Regions from separate parts of the Homo sapiens genome. Here region 2 is linked to region 1. A link is an interaction called in ENCODE POLR2A ChIA-PET data of the cell type or tissue named here. Cell type or tissue: Panc1. All regions are shown on one strand. Links, peaks and the distances in the headings refer to the core of each region. The heading gives the core; the rest is flanking DNA. Region 1 overlaps OSBPL10 (oxysterol binding protein like 10). Region 2 overlaps OSBPL10 (oxysterol binding protein like 10).

Region 1 (8,536 bases), core at 537-8,536:
TTTGTGCTGCCAGGAAGCAGGGGATTGGGTTTGATACTCCCAATCGTTGACTTCACTAAGTGATGTCAGTCACTGGGTACAAGGTCACACCAGAGTGGAGGATGCAGGTTACCTCCCAGTCACCTCCAGGCTAGAGGGTTCCTCCCCTGCAGGGCAGAATCTTCCAGTGAAAGGTACAGGCATGAAGTATTAGCAGCTAACTCCCTCAATTAGTCAAGGGCTGGGTGCCCTGACCCAGTAAAGGGGATCTGTGCAGGGCACCAGCAACATCCACAATGGACAGAGTCCATTCTAGAAGTCCAGCAGAACAATATACATGCAGGGAAAGAGGGAAGGGCCATTCATCATTATGAGTCTTTTCATCTTTCCATCTCTCTGGAAACCATCCAGGAAGTTAAAAAACTCATCTGTACAAGGTGGTTGAGCACCTCTGAAAAGCCTTGAGCATGGAGTATAATTTTACAACCCAGACTGAAGGCTTACCTCCCAAGTAACTGGGTTTATTGTTCCCTATTGCAAGCAGCAGCCTGCAGTTCCACCTACCTTCTGCCTAAGAGCACTTTAGCCTCAGAGTGAATCTCCACGACCACACTCGAGCAATAAACGGGCAGTCATCCTCCGTCATATAACTAACAACTTTCCTCCAATTTTTATGGTGCTTTTTATGCTGACTTTATAAAGTTTCACGTTTTACTTTCCAGATTTCATCGTGTGCATTCAATGCACCCCAGGAGTGTTGCTAAGCAGTTTTAATTTTCCAAGAAGTATTTCTTTGCCTTTCCTTTCCACTAAAGCATAGCTAAGAAATTGGAAAAGGCCCCCAAATCAAGTTTTCTGTACAGTGTGTACAATCTGGACCAAGACATTCAAGAAGGAATTGACTTAAGGAGAACTTCAGAATCATGGCTGGAGCCCCCACCATCCATGATGGAGTTAGAGAGTACCTCTATGGTAATGCAGGGCCAAATAAGTAAATTCCAGAGTAGCGAAATTAACTTTGTAATAAAAGACTATTTGATTATTCAGAGAAAAGGGAGCAGGTGTTTGGTAAGGTGCCAGAGAAATTCCTTAATTACCAGCCAAGTCCAAAGGAAATAAATGGTCAAATCAATTAACTCATTATTTATTATTTACTCTGTGATTAAACTTACAGATCAAGCTTCTAACAATACTAAGGGGAAGTTGGGGAAAGAGGAGTTTTAGGTTGGTTTCTTAGCCCAATGCAAATCTGCCTCAATTGTCATTCCTAAAACGCACACACATATTATTTCAGGAAGGATTGAACCAATCAACTGAAAAAACAGGAGACAAGTTAAAATAGCAACAGCTAACCTTTTCAGAGTACCTTCCATGTGCCTAAAACTGTGCAAGTAGTTGGATGCATACATCCTTCTCCATTCTCATGGAACAATTGTGCAGTACAAGAAATATAAAAGGATACTGGGTTCCGGCTGGGCACGGTGGCTCACGCCTGTAATCCCAGCACTTTGGGAGGCTGAGGCGGGCAGATCACGAGGTCAGGAGATCAAGACCATCCTGGCTAACACGGTGAAACTCGGTCTCTACTAAAAATACAAAAAATTAGCTGGGCTTGGTGGCAGGCACCTGTAGTCCCAGCTACTTGGGAGGCTGAGGCAGGAGAATCACGTGAACCCGGGAGGTGGAGCTTGCAGTGAGCTGAGATCACCTCACTGCACTCCAGCCTGGGCAACAGAGCAAGACTCTGTCTCAAAAAAAAAAAAAAAAAAAAAAAAAAAAAAAAAGGATACTGGGTTCCTACCTCACAGAACAGACACAAGTCCAGACAGATTAAAGCCTTAATTGAGAGAGGTAACTTCTGAAACTTTCAGCAGAAAATATAAGAGAATATCTCTTTAGTTAACTAGAAAAGAAAATACTCATATTCTACCACATTAAGAACCTCCTGACCTGAGGTCCCACCTATGGACTGACTTGGTTTGGATCAGAGCTAGAAGCTGCTCTCAATGAAAAATTTTAGTTGTCAGTTATGCAGTGGGTTGAAGTAGCAATCTGAGAGTTGGCAAAAATTTTTTAAAGTAGGTCTCGGTGGAAATCCTACTTATGTAGGCTTGTATTAGCTTCCAGGGTATCCGAAAAGGGCCTGTCAGGAGGGATGACTGTTTCTGCCAGTAAACTGAGCAGTGGGCAGCATAATTAAGAGAATATGGAAAAGAAGTAAGAACTTGTTTTTCAAAAGCATCACAAATAAAGTAAAAAGCCAAGCTATGAACTAAAAGGAGATATTTGCAACATAGATCCAACAAAGGATAAGTATGCAGAATATATAAAGCACTCCTACAAACCAATGCAAAAAAGACAACCTAATAAATAACTGAGCAAAAGACCCAAGCTGGAATTTCATAAAAGAGGAAGAAAGAATGACCCTTAAGCACATGAAGAGCTGCTGTCTTTCTGATAATCAGAGATACACAAATTAAGATACCAATGAGATATCATGTATACCTACTGGCTTGGCAAAATTAAGAATTCTTACTATATCAAAAACTAGAAAAGGTGCAGAACAATGCAAATGCTTATACCCTACTGGATGGCATTAAACTGGCACATCCACTTTAGAAAACAACTTAACATCATCTTATAAAATGGAACATCCAAATACCCTGAAGCCCAGTGGATATAGTTTGGATATCTGACCTCTCCAAATCTCAGGCTGAAATGTGATCCCCAATGTTGGAGGTGGAGCCTAAGGGGAGGCACTTGGGTCATGGGGGCAGATCCCTCACAAATGGCTTGGTGCCCTCCCTATGGTAATAAGTGAGTTCTCACTCTGTTAGTTCTGTTAGTTTACCAGTTAGCTCTGTTAGAGCTGGTTGTTTAAAGGAGCCTAGCATCTCCTCCTCTCTCTCTTGCTCCCTCTCGCCATGTGACATGCCTGCTCCCTCCACTTTCCATCTTGAGTAAAAGTTCCCTGAAGCCTCACCAGAAGCCAAGATGCTGGTGCCATGCCTGTACAGTCTTCACAACCATGAGCCAAATAAACCTCTTTTCTTTATAAATTACCCAGTCTCAGATATTCCTTTATAGCAATGCAAAACGGACTAACACACCAACAATTCAACTTCTACATCAACATCACAAGGAAATTCTTGCGTGTGTGTACTGGGAGATACATACTAACTTACACACAGCAGTAACACCGTTCACAGAGGAAGAAATGGTGAACAACCTAAATACCCATCACCAGGATAAAAAATTTGTGACATAGTCACACAAAGAATGTTATACAGCATTGAAAAGAAATGCACTGAAGTTAGACACAATAACGGGAATCAATTTTGGAAACAAAACGGGAAAAAAAAAAGACTTGCAGAAAACTATATACAACATCCTTTTAAAAATATAAAACTGAGAAACAAAACTAAATAATACAGAGAGATAACACACATTATTTTTGTAAAATATCTATTATAAAAATACTTTATATTATACAAAGGTGAAGGAATGATGAACTTGAAACTCAAGAGTTAGTGGTTACCTAAAAGAGGGGAGGAAAGGATTGAGTTGAAGAAGAATACTTGGGCAGATGAGCTACTAGTGGTTATATTATCCTTCCTAGAGTGAATGGTGAGCTCATGCCTGTTCATTTTCTTATGCTCTGTTACATATATGATTGCATATATTCTTTAATATAAATCAATTATATTTTTCAAATATTAGAAAAAAGCTATTTAGATCATTTATTCTATGATTGTATACAATTATAAAAATAGAAACTAATATATAAATGTTAATTTAAACTATATAATTATATATTTAAATTATATGGAGTATTTATTATTATTCCCATTTTACTGATGAAGAAACTGAGAGTTAAAAAGGTAGGATAACTTTACACATCCAGTTAAGTGAAAGTGACAAACTAAGCTTTTCATTAACTTTAAAACCCATGCTTTAACACCGTGCTATACTCTTAAGATTTCCACCAGCGAAGAAAAAAATTAGATATAATTCACAAGATTCAAGAATCCCTGCCTAAAACTCCATTAGTGTGCAACTCTTACAGAACTCCTACTATAATCTGTGCCTTCCATGAGTGGTGGGAAATGAGTATTGTTTATTAGGATTTGTTAGCTCTAAAGACAAACTTATTTACATGTTAACATATAGTCATATTAAACAAAAGACTCTTAAATTCAATGAAATTTGGAATTTATAGAAAACCTACGATAAAGCATTTTGTTTTATTTTGCAAATGCAAATAAAGAATCCTGGTGCAAAGTGGAAAGCCATGCCTTAGTACACATTAGGTGGATTAAGAAATATGTTTTCTTCAGTGAGGCAAAACTATTCAAGTGATAAATTCATCTGTTTGTCCAGGTTCTTTTCTTGTTTTCACCTTCTGAGCTTCTTTCACTTCCCTTCAAGAGTCATGTTTCCTCTCTCACCCTAGATCTTAACCAGGTGGCACTTCCTCCAAAAGAGTTCCCCACCCTACATCCAGGCGTATCCCTCGTCACGCTCCGTGAGAGCACTTTGCATGCTGCAGTTCAACCACTGCTGTGCATCTTCTTCCTAGCCCACCAGCAACTTGGGGCAGGAACCCATCTACAATAGTCCCCACTGTACCTTCAGGCACAGCATGGGGAGCAATGAGAAGGAATCAACAACTGAATGAAGGGATGATCATACTACTATGTAAAATCCATTCACACGAAAGGATCAGAGGGAACACAGAATAGTAGGAAGGATGTGGCACTTGGAATCAGACTGACCTGTGTTAGAATGTCCCCCCAACATCAGTTGGCTCTGATATTACTAAATATTAAATATTACTAAAACCTGCCCGCCTTGTGTGGTTATTAGAATTAGTGGTGATAATATGTGTGAAGATGATTCTCTCAGGTACTAATCAGTGACTTTAAACTGTGGCTGTCGGGGAAGGGTCCTATATTCTGGTTCAACTGGTCCAGGATGGGATCTGGTGATGAAATTTTTGTAAAATCTTCCTACTTTTTTTTTTTTTTTTTTTTTGAGACGGAGTCTCATTCTGTAGCCCAGGCTGGAGTGCAATGGTGCAATCTCGGCTCACTGCAACCTCCGCCTCCAGGGTTCAAGCAATGCTCCGCCTCAGCCTCCTGAGTAGCTGGGATTACAGGCGCCCACCACCATGCCTGGCTAATTTTTTTGTATTTTTAGTAGAGACGGGGGTCTCACCATCTTGGCCAGGCTGGTCTTGAACTCCTGACCTCGTGATCCATCCACCTCAACCTCCCAAAGTGCTGAGATTACAGGCGTGAGCCAGCGCGCCCGGTCCTCAGATACTTTTAATATGCAGAAAGGTTTCAGAACCTCTCCACGGGACAGAAGCAAGGCAGGAAATAACATCTGCAGAGCCTTGCTGTGTCCAACACTCAGTTGCCACACATTATATTATTTAATACCCCCACACACACAAAGAGTGGGCACTGCTTCCCCCTTACCAAGCAGAAGTGATTCTGTTGTTGTTGTTGTTGCTGTTGAGGACAGGGTCTAGACTGGAGTGCAGTGGCTTGATCACAGCTCACTGCAGCCTCAGCCTCCTGGGCTCAAGCAATCCTCCCACCTCAGCCTCCTAAGTAACTGGGACTACAGATGCATGCCACCACACCTGGCTAATTTTTGTATTTTTTGTAAAGACGGTTTTACCATGTTTCCCAGGCTGATCTCAAGCTCCTGGGCTCAAGCAATCTGCCAGCCTCAGTCTCCCAAAGTGCTGGAATGACAAGTGTGAGCCACCACACCTGGCCACAATGGCCATTCTTCATTAACCCTTTTCCTTCTCCCTCTCAATCATGTCAATTTTCTTCAAAAAAGAGACAGCTAAACTTTCAGACAAGTCACCATACGTGAAGATGTTCAAAAGCTCTATGTGTATGTGAGGAGTGTGTGTGACAGAGAGACAGAGACAGAGAAATGAAAGAGGAGGAGAGAAGGAACTGGGGCAAGAGGCAACAGAATGACGCCTTTTTCCATCAGAGAGTTCAGCAGCTTCAGTGCTGTGGTTGATTCCTTAACATCAAAGCTAAATAGGAACTTGTTTCCAGCTCCAGTTGTTGCAGCTGACTGGTCCTATAATTTCTAGCATGCACAAAGCATGTCAAAATCCTCAACAACAAAAATCATTAAGAGAAGTCTGGGTTCATCCTTTAACCCTAGAACAATTAAATGTGTGAGGTGCCCGTGCATTGGCCCATTTGCTCCTTCTGCACATGAATTCCCATTAACACCAGTCCCAAGAGGGAAGAAAAAGGGGTCAGAAAGATGGCTGCCTGGCCAAGATGCCACAGGCCTGGAGGAGGTACTGAATTAAATGGCCTCTAAGCCCCTCAACTCTAATCCTCTACAAAGAGCCTTTGTGCATTGCTAACACTAGGCTGGAAAGGAAAAAGAAGCAACAATCCCAAGTTCCATGAGGAGGGCTTCTGGTTCTTTCTACTTGCAGCAATCAGGCATAATTTTAAAGCTAGCCGTCTCAGCAATAAAAAGGAATCCACGACTGATAAGACACAACGACATAAATGAATCCCAAAATGTTATGCTGACTAGAGGAAGCCAGACACAGTAAGTATATATTGTGTGATTCCATTTATATGAAATGCTAGAGTAGGCAAAAACCAATCTATATTGGGGGCAGGGGGAAGGATGGTGGTTGCCTGGAGTGGGGAGGAGCAAGAGACACAACAGAAGCTTCTGGGGAGATGGTAATGTTCTATGCCTTGACAGAGGTTGGGTAAAAATGCATGCAGTTGTCAAAACTTAGCAATGTACACTTAGGATTTGTGCATTTCATTGTGAAATTTTACATCAAGAGAAATAATTGAAAACAAATATTGTTAATGATATGTGTTAATGACATGCATGCTAAAATATTTATGACTATACTAATGTCAGCAGTTTGCTCTGAAATGTATAAAGAAATAAAATGGATCTATGGATGAGACAGATGGACAGACATGTAAAAAACTAGGTATAATAAAATGTCAGTTGTAGAATCCAGGTGGTAGATACTTGTGTGTTTACTGTACAATTCTTTCAACATTTCTGTATATTTGAAATTTTTCATAATAAAATGAGGGAGGGGGCAGTTAGCCACATAGAAGGTAGATGGGTGGATAAGGTAAGCTAATTGCTAAGAAAAAATCATAGAAGCTACTGGCATCCAGGCATCCACTGGGGTTTAATGCAGCGTGAGCTGCTCAGACAAAAGAAAAAAGGAAAGATGACAAAATTGAAGATAACAGTAATACAGTAATAATTTGTTGAACCACTACTATACACCAGAGGTATATGCTAGACACTCATATGCCATCTGGTCTTACCATCACAACTTCCCTGCAAGGTAGGCATATCATCATTTTATAGATAAGCAAACTGAAACTCAGAATGGTGCAGGAACTTATCCGAGGCTAGAATTTGAAACCAGCTCTACCAACCTCAATAGAAAAAGAACCATATGAGCCCAACACTGCTTCCCTCTTGCAAAGGTCAGGACTGTGCCAAAGGCTCAGGCATGGCACTGCAGCCACAGCTACCCAGCAATGCCACCTATCATGCAGTAGGAAGCCACCCTCTTGGTAACAGCATTGGCACTTGCACTGACTCCCTGTCGCTTCATTCTCCCAAAAGCCCTGTGGGGTCTCCTACACTCAATCCTCTTCCCTCTTTTCTTTTTGCCACAAGGAGAATTTACCCACCAGGGATTTAGCCATCATCTCCATGCACATGCTCTTAATAACAAATAATGCAAAGCAGCTCATTCAGTGCCATCTAGCAGCTTTCCAGCCCAGCTTCTAGTCTACAGAAGCTAGAAAACTATAAGCTACATTTCACTGACTCCCTTGCAGCTAGATTCTTCTAAGCAGACACACTCATGCAAGATCTGAGAGTGAGAGGGGAACAACAGGAGGCAGTAGCCACAAACCAGAAGGTCAGAACTTCTGGTCAGATGGTGACAAGTGTATTTGATTCCTTGGAGCAGTTATAGCAGATGTTATGAAGTTTGGCCTCTAGTGTCACCAGCCCTAAGGCAGAAGTGGGTTATATCCATGCTATAGATGGGAATTGGTTAGAGACAGGCTGTGTTGTTCCTAAACATGTAGCATTGATCTTGGTTCTCCCAGAAACACTGCAAAACCCTCTAATAAATCCCTGGCTACTTAGACTGCTTAGAAGGAATCTACTGTTTGTAACTAATATCCTAAACAGCAACCCTTCTAAATGGCTCTGATCCTGCCTCCCACATTTTGAGCCTATATAAATGCCTGCTAGAGAGTAAAACTCTTTAGTACAGGAGAGTCCCACTTTCCACATTAGAGGGAGGGCAAAGGAGGACAAGGAGAGTTGAGGGGACATCCTACAGTCCATCAGGTTCTATTAATATCAGTATGTGCAGGGTCTCCCAGAAAAGCAAACTGAGCAAAGCTTTCCAAATGTTCCAGGTAAGAGGGACAACAGAGCACATAAAAATGATGGCCTTTTGGCCGGGCATGGTGGCTCACCCCTGTAATCCCAGCAT
Region 2 (9,304 bases), core at 765-8,764, 57 kb before region 1:
AAGTGGGTGAGCAACCCCAGTTTAGTACCCACCAAGAGCAAGAGAGATGGGAGCTGTCCTGTGGAGGCCAGGAGAAGCAAACCCAATCATCAACAAGCCCCATGGCTCAGCTTTTTCCCTAAACATCAACTAAGTCTCTAAATTCCACCGTCCCTGAATTCAAAGTGTCCTTTACTTTTTCTCTAGGGGCAACAAAGCATAGAGGAAGGTAGTGTGATTCGGCAGTCAGAGACCTAATTATGCCCTAGGCCAGGGGTTTTCAGACTTTGCCCACATCAGAATCACCTGGAAGTTGGTTAAAACACAGCTTCCTGGGCCCCTCCCCCAGAGCTTATGATTCAGGAGGTCTGGGTGGAGCAGGAGAATTTGATTTCTAACAAGTTCCCAGGTGATGCTGATGCTGCTGGTAGGACCACACTTTGGGAACCACTTGTTTTCATTTTTGTGACCTCGGGCAAGTTCTTTATCCACTCTAAGACTTGATTTCCACATTTGCAAAAACAAAAAGCTGGCTAATTCGCTCTTGCAGTCCATCCCACCGTCTCTGTGCCCAAAGGTCTGCCTGCTTATAAAACAAGAATTTCCAAATGTTCATATCACATTCCTAAATGCAGACAGTAAATCAGATCTGATGCTGATGCTCATATTGCATTGTATCAGCAGTTTACTACAATGCCAACAAGACAGAACTTGAGAGCTTGTGTTTGCCATTTTTGGGGGGTGCCAGTGCCACGGAAATATTATTTGGCAGGGGCTCACACTCAGCTGTCAGTGTGGTCAACTGTACATAGGTTCTGTGATATGAATAAAGCACTCTGGATAAGTTTATTCAGGTAATGGTTAAAGAGAAGAGAATCCATATAAAAGCTCAACAATGTTTTGAAGAGGGTAGCTCCAAGTCCCCAAACTAAGTTTTATTTGTAAGAATTCACTCATTTGTTTTCGGAAAAATTTTTACTATCTGCTATGAGCCAGGTATTGTGCTAAGGATACATGTGGTATGGGTGACAAAGCCCCTATTCTAACGGGGGAGGGAAGCAGAGAATAAAATATTCACTAAAATGAGTGCCAAACTCTGGCTGTGATTGTGTGTTGTAATAGAAGTGAGTCAATTAGTAGAATTTGACTTACTAGGGCCTGTCTGGAGACGGAGGAACTGAGATCTGAGGTGTGAAGAAATGGACTCGGGGAAGAGGAGAGGAGAGAGTTCCAAGCAGAGGAAGGAGCACGTGTATGGCCCTGAGGACGGAGTGGGGAGAGGGAATGGAGAAAAACCAGTGTGTTTGGAGCAAAGAGAAGGAAAGAATGTGTGTTATCAGATGGGGCTAAAGACGTAGGCAATGCAAACCATGCTGCGCCTACAAGGCGTGGCGGGACTTTATCCTAACATCAACCAGCGGCAGGGACAGAACCAGAACTACTTTGTAGAAAGAGAATTCTAGCTCCAAAGTAGGGAAAGGCCAGGAAAGAAGCCAGGTGGGAGCAGAGGGAGCAGAAAGGCGGCTGCAGAGACTCGCTTTCTCTCAACGTGACGACTGGGGAGACTAACACATTCTCTCCCCAAAAAAGTCAACTATAAAACTGGACAAAACTGTCAAAAGCAACCATTTCAGAACAGTAGAAACTGACCAAACTTTGATAAGAACAAGCAGAGCTTGGGGATCATGCCTGGGCTGTCCCCAGCCTCCTCCTAGCAATGCTGACCGGTAGTTCGACTGGGGCAGCAGGGTTCTGCTGCCTGAGGGAGAGGGAGAGGGCGAGGGTGAGGGCAATTGCTCACATGATTCGGATCATCATCAGGTAAAGTGGCAATTGCAGGCAGATGCAGTGGGAAGACCAGGGGCTCCACTGGCCTGAGGTTGCTGCCCAGTTTGGAGCAAGCCACGGACCAGCAGACTAGCCAGGGATTTAATTGGGAATTTCAGGAGGTGAGAAAACCATGGGGCTAAACTTTTCATGTATCTGTTAACCGGTGGTTGAGCACAACTGCAGCAGAGACCAGAGCAGGCCCACGGCACCCATACATCCTTGGTCAACAGAGCCTATGCTCAGGCACAGGGAAGAGCGATAAAAAGTAAGAGCCAGGAAGGACACGGAAACAGCCTGAAATGTTAATGTGCTCCCTCCTAACAAGCAGATAGAGGGGCAGAGTCAAAGCCTTTCTGGCTAAAGCACAATCTCTGGCCAATCTTTGACTAAATACCAAGTATATACATGCAAAATATACAAAGAACCCTTACACCTCAAAACTAAGAGAAGCAACCCATTCAAGAAATGCAAAATATTTCATTTCACCAAAGAAGACATTTCACCAAAGAAGATACATGAATGGTTAATAAATACATGAAAAGATGCACATGATTAGTCTTTAGAAAAATGCAAATTAAAACCACAATGAGATTCCAGTTCACACCCACTAGAACAGCTATAATTAAAAAGACAATGACAAATGGTAAGGATATGGAGAAACTGGAACCTTTCCACACTCTTGGTAGGAATGTGAAATAGAACATCTGCTTGTGAAAATAAACTTAACCTACAACACATCAGTTTCACTCCTAAGAATCTACTAAACAGAAATTAAAACAAATGTCTACACCAAAGACTTACATGCGAATGTTAAAGCAGTATTATTCATAGTAGCCAGAAACTGGAAATAATTTAAATGTTAACTGGTGAATGGATAAAGAAAATGTGGCATATCCATCCCATGGCATACTATTCAGCAATAAAAGTACAACATGGATGAACCTCAAAAACATTATGCTAAAGGAGCCAGATGAAAAACACTACAAATTGTATCATTCTATTTATATAAAACGTCCAGCAAAGGGAAACAGAGAGACAAAAAGATAAGTGGTTGTCTGGGGCTAAGGGTGGGAGCAGGATTAGCTGCAAACTGCTTACAGGGATTATTTTATTTTTTTAAAAAAATGTTGGTGTTAGAAATATTCTCAAACTGAATTGTGGTGATAGTTACAAAACTATATAAATTTACTAAAAGTAACTCAATTGTATACTTACAATGAGTGAATTTTATAATGTTTAAATTATACCTTAATACAAGTGATATCTACAGTGATCCTGGCAATAGCCTAGACCAAGGTGGTGATGGCAGAGTTTCAGTTGACAAGATTTGATGAGGCAGGAATTCAGTTTTGGGAATGCTGCATTTGAAATACCTTACTCCAAGAAATGTCACTTAGCCGTTGGATGGATGAATCTGGAGCCCAGGAGCGGTCGGAGTTGGAGATGTGAATTTGCAAATCATCTGCAAATAAGTAGAAATTGAGGCCACAGGCATAGATGAGATTGCCCAGAAAGAGGAACAAGGAGGACAAGGGGAGGCAGGAAGGAACGGGCCTGGGACCAAGACTTGAGGAATTCTAACATTAAACAGGGAAAAGAACAGAGAAAACAAGGCAGAGAGGAAAACCAGAAGCACAGAAAGGACAGAGTGACCATGTCAAATGCTGACAAAGTGTCAGTAAGAACTGAAACATCCTATTTGTGACCATACACTCATCTGTTTATTTCTAGATTCATGGATTCCCATGGCCCTAATTTATTGTCAAGCAAATCCGTTTTTGTTTTGTTGTTGTTGATGCAGCAAGCCCAAGAGAAAGGAAAAGAACTTCTCTTCCAAACACGTATTGCCTAAATCCACCAGCTATTTTCCAACATCCTCATTCCATTTTTACTGGGAGGAGTGGAAACATTATTGGGTTGAAGCCAGGATCTGAATTTCAGCTCTGCCACTGATTGATTAGCGGTCTGAAACCAGGTGTGGCAGAGACAGACTACTACCCACTAAATACCTATTTCCCTTCTCTCTCAAGAGAACGCTAGTTTTTAGTCGGACACAACATGCTATGCCGGAATATCTTTCCCAGCCTTCCTTTCACTTAGATGTGATCAATTGACTAAGTTCTAACTAATGAGGAAAAATGCTGTCGTATTACCTTCCCTCCCTCCTCCACTTGCTTTTTAGAAGATGAATGCAATGGCTGAAATTCCATGCCACACTCTAGGGATGGTGAAGCAGAAAGCTGGAAGGAGCATGGGTCTCTGATTTCTGTGGAATCCCCAAACCAACCCGGAAAAGCTACCTCCAAACTGCTTTTATGTGACAGAACATAAATGCTGCATATTAGAATTCTCTGCGGCCTTTTTTTTTTTTTTTTTTAGACGGAGTCTCACTCTGTCGCCCAGGCTGGAGTGCAGTGGTGTGATCTCGGTTCACTGCTAGCTGTCTCCCGGGTTGACGCCATTCTCCTACCTCAGCCTCCCGAGTAGCTGGGATTACAGGCACCCGTCACCACGCCCGGCTAATTTTTTTTTTTGTATTTTTAGTAGAGATGGGGGTTTCACCATGTTAGCCAGGATGGTCTTGATCTCCTGACCTCATGATCTGCCCGCCTCAGCCTCCCAAAGTGCTGGGATTACAGACATGAGCCACCGCACCCAGCCCAGACTTTTTTTAAACAATCCCAATCCCCCACATACACTTGGACCAATTAACTCAGAATCTCTGGGGATGAAACTCAGGCAGTGGTAGTTTTTTAAAGCTCCTCAGGTGGTTACAATTGCAGTCAACGTGGAGAATCTGTGATGGACTCCAACTTTATGTAACTCCATTACTCACAGCTGAACACAATTCCTAACTGATAATCCAAGCTGTTTGACTCTTCCTGTGCCAATGTGAACATCTTTAAAACAGGGGATTATAATGCTTACTGCTCCCACAAATATTTAGTAACTGAGGATACACTGGTAAGTGACTCAGTGTTCCTGCCTTCAAGAAACGTACAGATATGTTGTCTAAAAATTTACATGAATGGGCAAGAGCAACAAACTATATAAATTCTACAGTTATTTGTGGGAAGCATAATCAAAACCCAGGAGAAATAGCAAGGATGGGAAATACATCACCATATTAAAGGAAGGTGAAATCTAATTCCCTGTTTCAGCAATGCACTCAGTAATTGCTGAGAATAGTTCAACACTGCTGCTATATCCTCAATGCACACACCTATACACACACACAGTACTAGAAATTATGCCTAGTATATTCTACATGTCTTAATTTATGATAATTAAAAACAATGCCACATTAATTCCAAGAAACTCAACTCCAAGAATTGTATGACAGTTGTATGAATGAAACATTCACCATTGATAATAAAGCTTTCAAAATACAGAATCCTTCAGAAATTCACGTGTTGCCATCACACTAAAACCATCACACTTTGTAGAGGAAAGAGTTATTGCATCACTTTTCAGACTTCACAGAAAAACAATAATTACTCCTCAAAAGACTGTGTAAGATTATATCCCTTAGGGGGATCAAATGTTCCAGGTGCTTAGATCCATATTCCACAGAATCTAATCAAATAAAAAATGACATTTATTTTCTGCAAAGGATGGTACAGTTTCTTGACAAATCTATGAATTTTGGATCACTGCTTCCAACTCTGGACAATGTGGAGAACGTGCCCATCTCCAGCTCCCTCCTTGGAATCCAGTTGTGGAGACGCCACACAAAATAAAGGGAGCTGAAGAGCAGAGAGCCGTGCAGAGCAGAAGTGGTTCCCGATTGCAGGGACAGTCCAGGACAATCGGACATTAAGGGCCACAGAGCAGAGGCAGATTCAAGGAGGCTCCTCTAGCTGGGCCATCCACATCATTGTCATGGGCAGATAAGCAGAAGCACCAGCTGGAAGGGCTGCTGTGAAATCAGGGCAGTGCCTGCCTTAGAGGGGGTCACCTCTGGGAAGAAGAATGGTGGGCCAGCCAGCTCCTGCCTATGCCTCTTCCCTACTCAGCACCTTTCCACAGGCCACAGGAGGCAGAGTTAGCAAAGCCTAGGGCCAGTCCTTGGAGGGAGGGGAGGAAAGGCAGGGAGTTAAGGGTCCCTGGTTACACTTCAGTCCAAAGGGCACCTTCTCTCGCCACGTCATCTCATCTAGGGAGGACAGGTAGTGCCTGAGCTACTGTCATTCACCCCCTGGTAGAAAACTTAGGCAAGACAGCTAAGCATCACAAAGCACTAAAAGGTCCATGCCAGAGGCAGAAAGAACCAGAAATCAGAGAAACATCTACACTATAAAAGGAAGAAAAAAGAATGGAATGACTTAGACAGAAGAAGCAGACCTAATAGAAAACAAAGAACTAAAACTTAAAACAAAACAAATACCATAGTTAGCCTCAGCAAACCAGCGGAGGCTACTGGAAATGCAAGTAGAAACGAGCAGTTAGAAACCACTGATTGAAAATATGGGGTTTGAAAAAGAAGAGCTTTGCTAAGGGCACTCACAGGACTGGTAGAAGAGCAGAGTGTGGTGGAAAAACGAACTGGTGAGCTGGAAGATTAATCAAGGCACTCTCTCAGAAGGCATCAGGACTGGATTTTTAAAATGAAAAGAAAATGTGATAAAACAGAAGTGTTAACATCCTTCCACAGCGGTTCCACAGAACGAACAAGGAATGAAAAGAAGCGAAAATATCTAAAGAAACAAGGACCAAGTATTCACCACAATTAAAGAAAGATACGACATTTCAGATTGAAAGATCTCACTTAGTGCCAAACAGGTTAGATGAGAAAAAGCCACATGTAGATTCATTATAGTAAAATTTAAAATCAAAGAAAGAAAAATCTAAAAGCTACCAGAGAAAAAAGGCAGAAAACCTTTAGAGAAACAAACATCAGGTTGACATTAGAGTTTTTAATATCAGCACTGGATGTATAAGAAGAGAAACGAGGCCAGGCACAGTGGCTCACGCCTGTAATCCCAGCACTTTGGGAGGCTGAGGTGGGCAGATCACAAGGTCAGGAGTTCGAGACCAGCCTGGCCAATATGGTGAAACCCCATCTCTACTAAAAATACAAAAATTAGCTGGGCGTGGTGGCAGGCGCCTGTAGTCCCAGCTACTAGGGAGGCTGAGGCAGGAGAATTGCTTGAACCTGGTAGGAGGAGGTTGCAGTGAGCCGAGATCATGCCACTGCACCCCAGCTTGGGTGACACAGCGAGAACTCTGTCAAAAAAAAAAAAAAAAAAAAAAAAAAAAAAACAGAAGAAGAAGAGAAAGGAATGATATTTTCAAAATGTAAAGGAAAAAATATTGGAATCTTTAGTCTGGGAAGATCTTGTTGACATTTTAAGTGTGTAGGAAATATAGATACATTGGTCAACAGATACAAAGTTTTAGTTAGACAGGAGGAATAAGTTTTTGAGATCTATCGCATAGCAGGGTGACTATAGTTAGTAATAATCCATTATATATTTTAAAATAGCTAGGAGTAAATTTCAAATGCCTCACCACAAAAAAAGATAAGTGAGGTGAGAGATATGTTAATTAGCTTGATTTAACCACTCCACATTGTATACATGTATCAAAACATCACATTACACCCTATAAATGTATACAACTGTGATTTGTCCATTGAAAATATTTTTTAAAAACACTCTCAGGATGGGTAAGCATTAGAAACTGCTGGCCACACATGGTGGCTCATGCCTGTAATCCCAGCACTTTGGGAGGCCAAGGCAGGAGGATCATTTGAGCCCAGGAGTTCGAGACCAGCCTGGGCAACATAGCAAGACCCTGTCTCTTAAAAAAAAAAAAAATCTAAAAAAAAAGAATAAGAATGAAATAAATATCTTTACAAATATACAAAACAGATATACAGATATACGGAAACATAATTTACCACTAAGGGACCTGCATTTAAGGAGCTTTTAAGGTTCTTTGGGATAATAAAAATAATCCCACAAAGAAGTCTTGTTTGCAAAAAGAAATGATGAATAAATAAAATGGTAAACAAAGGCAAATCTAAACAATATAAGTCTACATAAAATAATAAAGATGTTTAACTTATGGATTCTTTTTAAGGACAGAACTAAAGTTTGACATAGGAGGGTATCATTAAAATTAAAATATTCAACTGGGTTTGGGAGAAAGTTTAAGACAGTTAACTTTAAACCTTTTTTTTTTTTTTTTTTTTTTTTTTTTGAGACAGAGTCTCGGTCTGTCACCCAGGCTGCAGTGCAGTGGCATGATCTTGGCTCACTGCAACCTCTGCCTCCCTGCCTCAGCCTATCAAGTAGCTGGGACTATAGGCGCACCCACCATGCCCAGCTAATTTTTGTATTTTAGTAGAGACGGGGTTTCACCGTGTTGCCCAGGCTGCTCTCGAACTCCTGAGCTCAGGCAATCCGCCCATCTCGGCCTCCCAAAGTGCTAGGATTACAGGCGTAAGCCACCACATCAGCCAACTTCAAACCTTTTAAAGCTTAATATGGATGGTAAAGTTTCAAGGGAAACCAATAGAAAATATAGTGCATAAATTCCAAAAGAGTAAGAAGAAAAAAATAGAATATAAACAAAAGAATAAAAATGCAATATATCCTCCAAAAATACAAGATGGGGTGGGGTGGAAAGAAGAAACATAGAAAAAGCTGGACAGATAAAAATCAGTGGTTACAATGGCACAAACATGTCCAAACGTATTAATCACAAATGATATAAATGAATTAAACTTGCCAGTTAAACAACAGATACTGCAAATTAAACAGATGTTTTAAAAAATCTGAACACCATGCATGTAATCTCAGCACTTTGAGAGGCCGAGGTGAGAGAACCACTGGAACCCAGGAGCTTGAGACCAGCCTGGGCAAATAGGAGAGCCTATCTCTTTAAAAAATAAAGAGAAAAGAAAGAAAGAAAAATTCAGCCAGGTGCAGTGGTTCATGCCAATAATCCCAGCACTTTGAAAGGCTGAGGCAGGAGAATTGCTTAAAGTCAGGAGTTTAAGACCAGCTTGGGCAACAGAGTGAGACCCCACCTCTACAAAAAAAATTTTTTTAATTAGCTGAGTATGATGGCACACACCTGTGGTCCCAGCATAGAAAATATTCTACAGAAAATAACTACAATTAAAAGCACCTTAGTAATATACTGGATTAAGCTGTTTTTACTTTTATGAAACCAACTTTGCAGAAGATTAAGCTGTTTTTAAAACTGCATATTTATTTACAAACATGGTTAGAAAATAAAACTTTTTTTTTTTTTTTTTTAAGACAGGGTCTGGCTCTGTCACCCAGGCTGGGGTGCAGTGGTGAGATCAAGGCTCACTGCAGCCTTGACTTCCCAGGCTCAAGTGATCCTCACCTCAACTTCCCCAGTAGCTGGGACTACAGGCACACGCCACCATGCCAGGCTAATTTTTGTGGGTTTTGTTTTTTTGTTTTTCATTTGTAGAGATGGGGTTTCAACATGTTGCCCAGGCTGGTCTCGAACTCCT

The links. Peaks named below come from ENCODE experiments on the same cell type or tissue, not always from the same donor. Only the 100,000 strongest peaks of a DNase experiment are listed, where the experiment ranks them.
Region 2: POLR2A ChIA-PET joins it to region 1 with 10 read pairs; 8 of 35 experiments call an interaction of 5 or more read pairs at or near these places.

What each region holds. Positions count from the first base shown.
Region 1 is chr3:31,947,938-31,956,473 of GRCh38, forward strand. All of the region lies in intron 1 of OSBPL10 (oxysterol binding protein like 10), which reads right to left. Among named protein-coding and RNA genes, the nearest start is that of OSBPL10, 29 kb to the right of the region's middle. RefSeq lists an enhancer at 4,573-4,622. In Panc1, for the core only: no CTCF peak of the experiment used is centred there; no DNase peak of the experiment used is centred there; H3K27ac peaks cover 1,646 bases.
Region 2 is chr3:31,890,967-31,900,270 of GRCh38, forward strand. The region is part of intron 1 of OSBPL10 (oxysterol binding protein like 10); the gene reads right to left. Among named protein-coding and RNA genes, the nearest start is that of OSBPL10, 86 kb to the right of the region's middle. RefSeq lists an enhancer at 5,839-6,340. In Panc1, for the core only: no CTCF peak of the experiment used is centred there; no DNase peak of the experiment used is centred there; H3K27ac peaks cover 596 bases.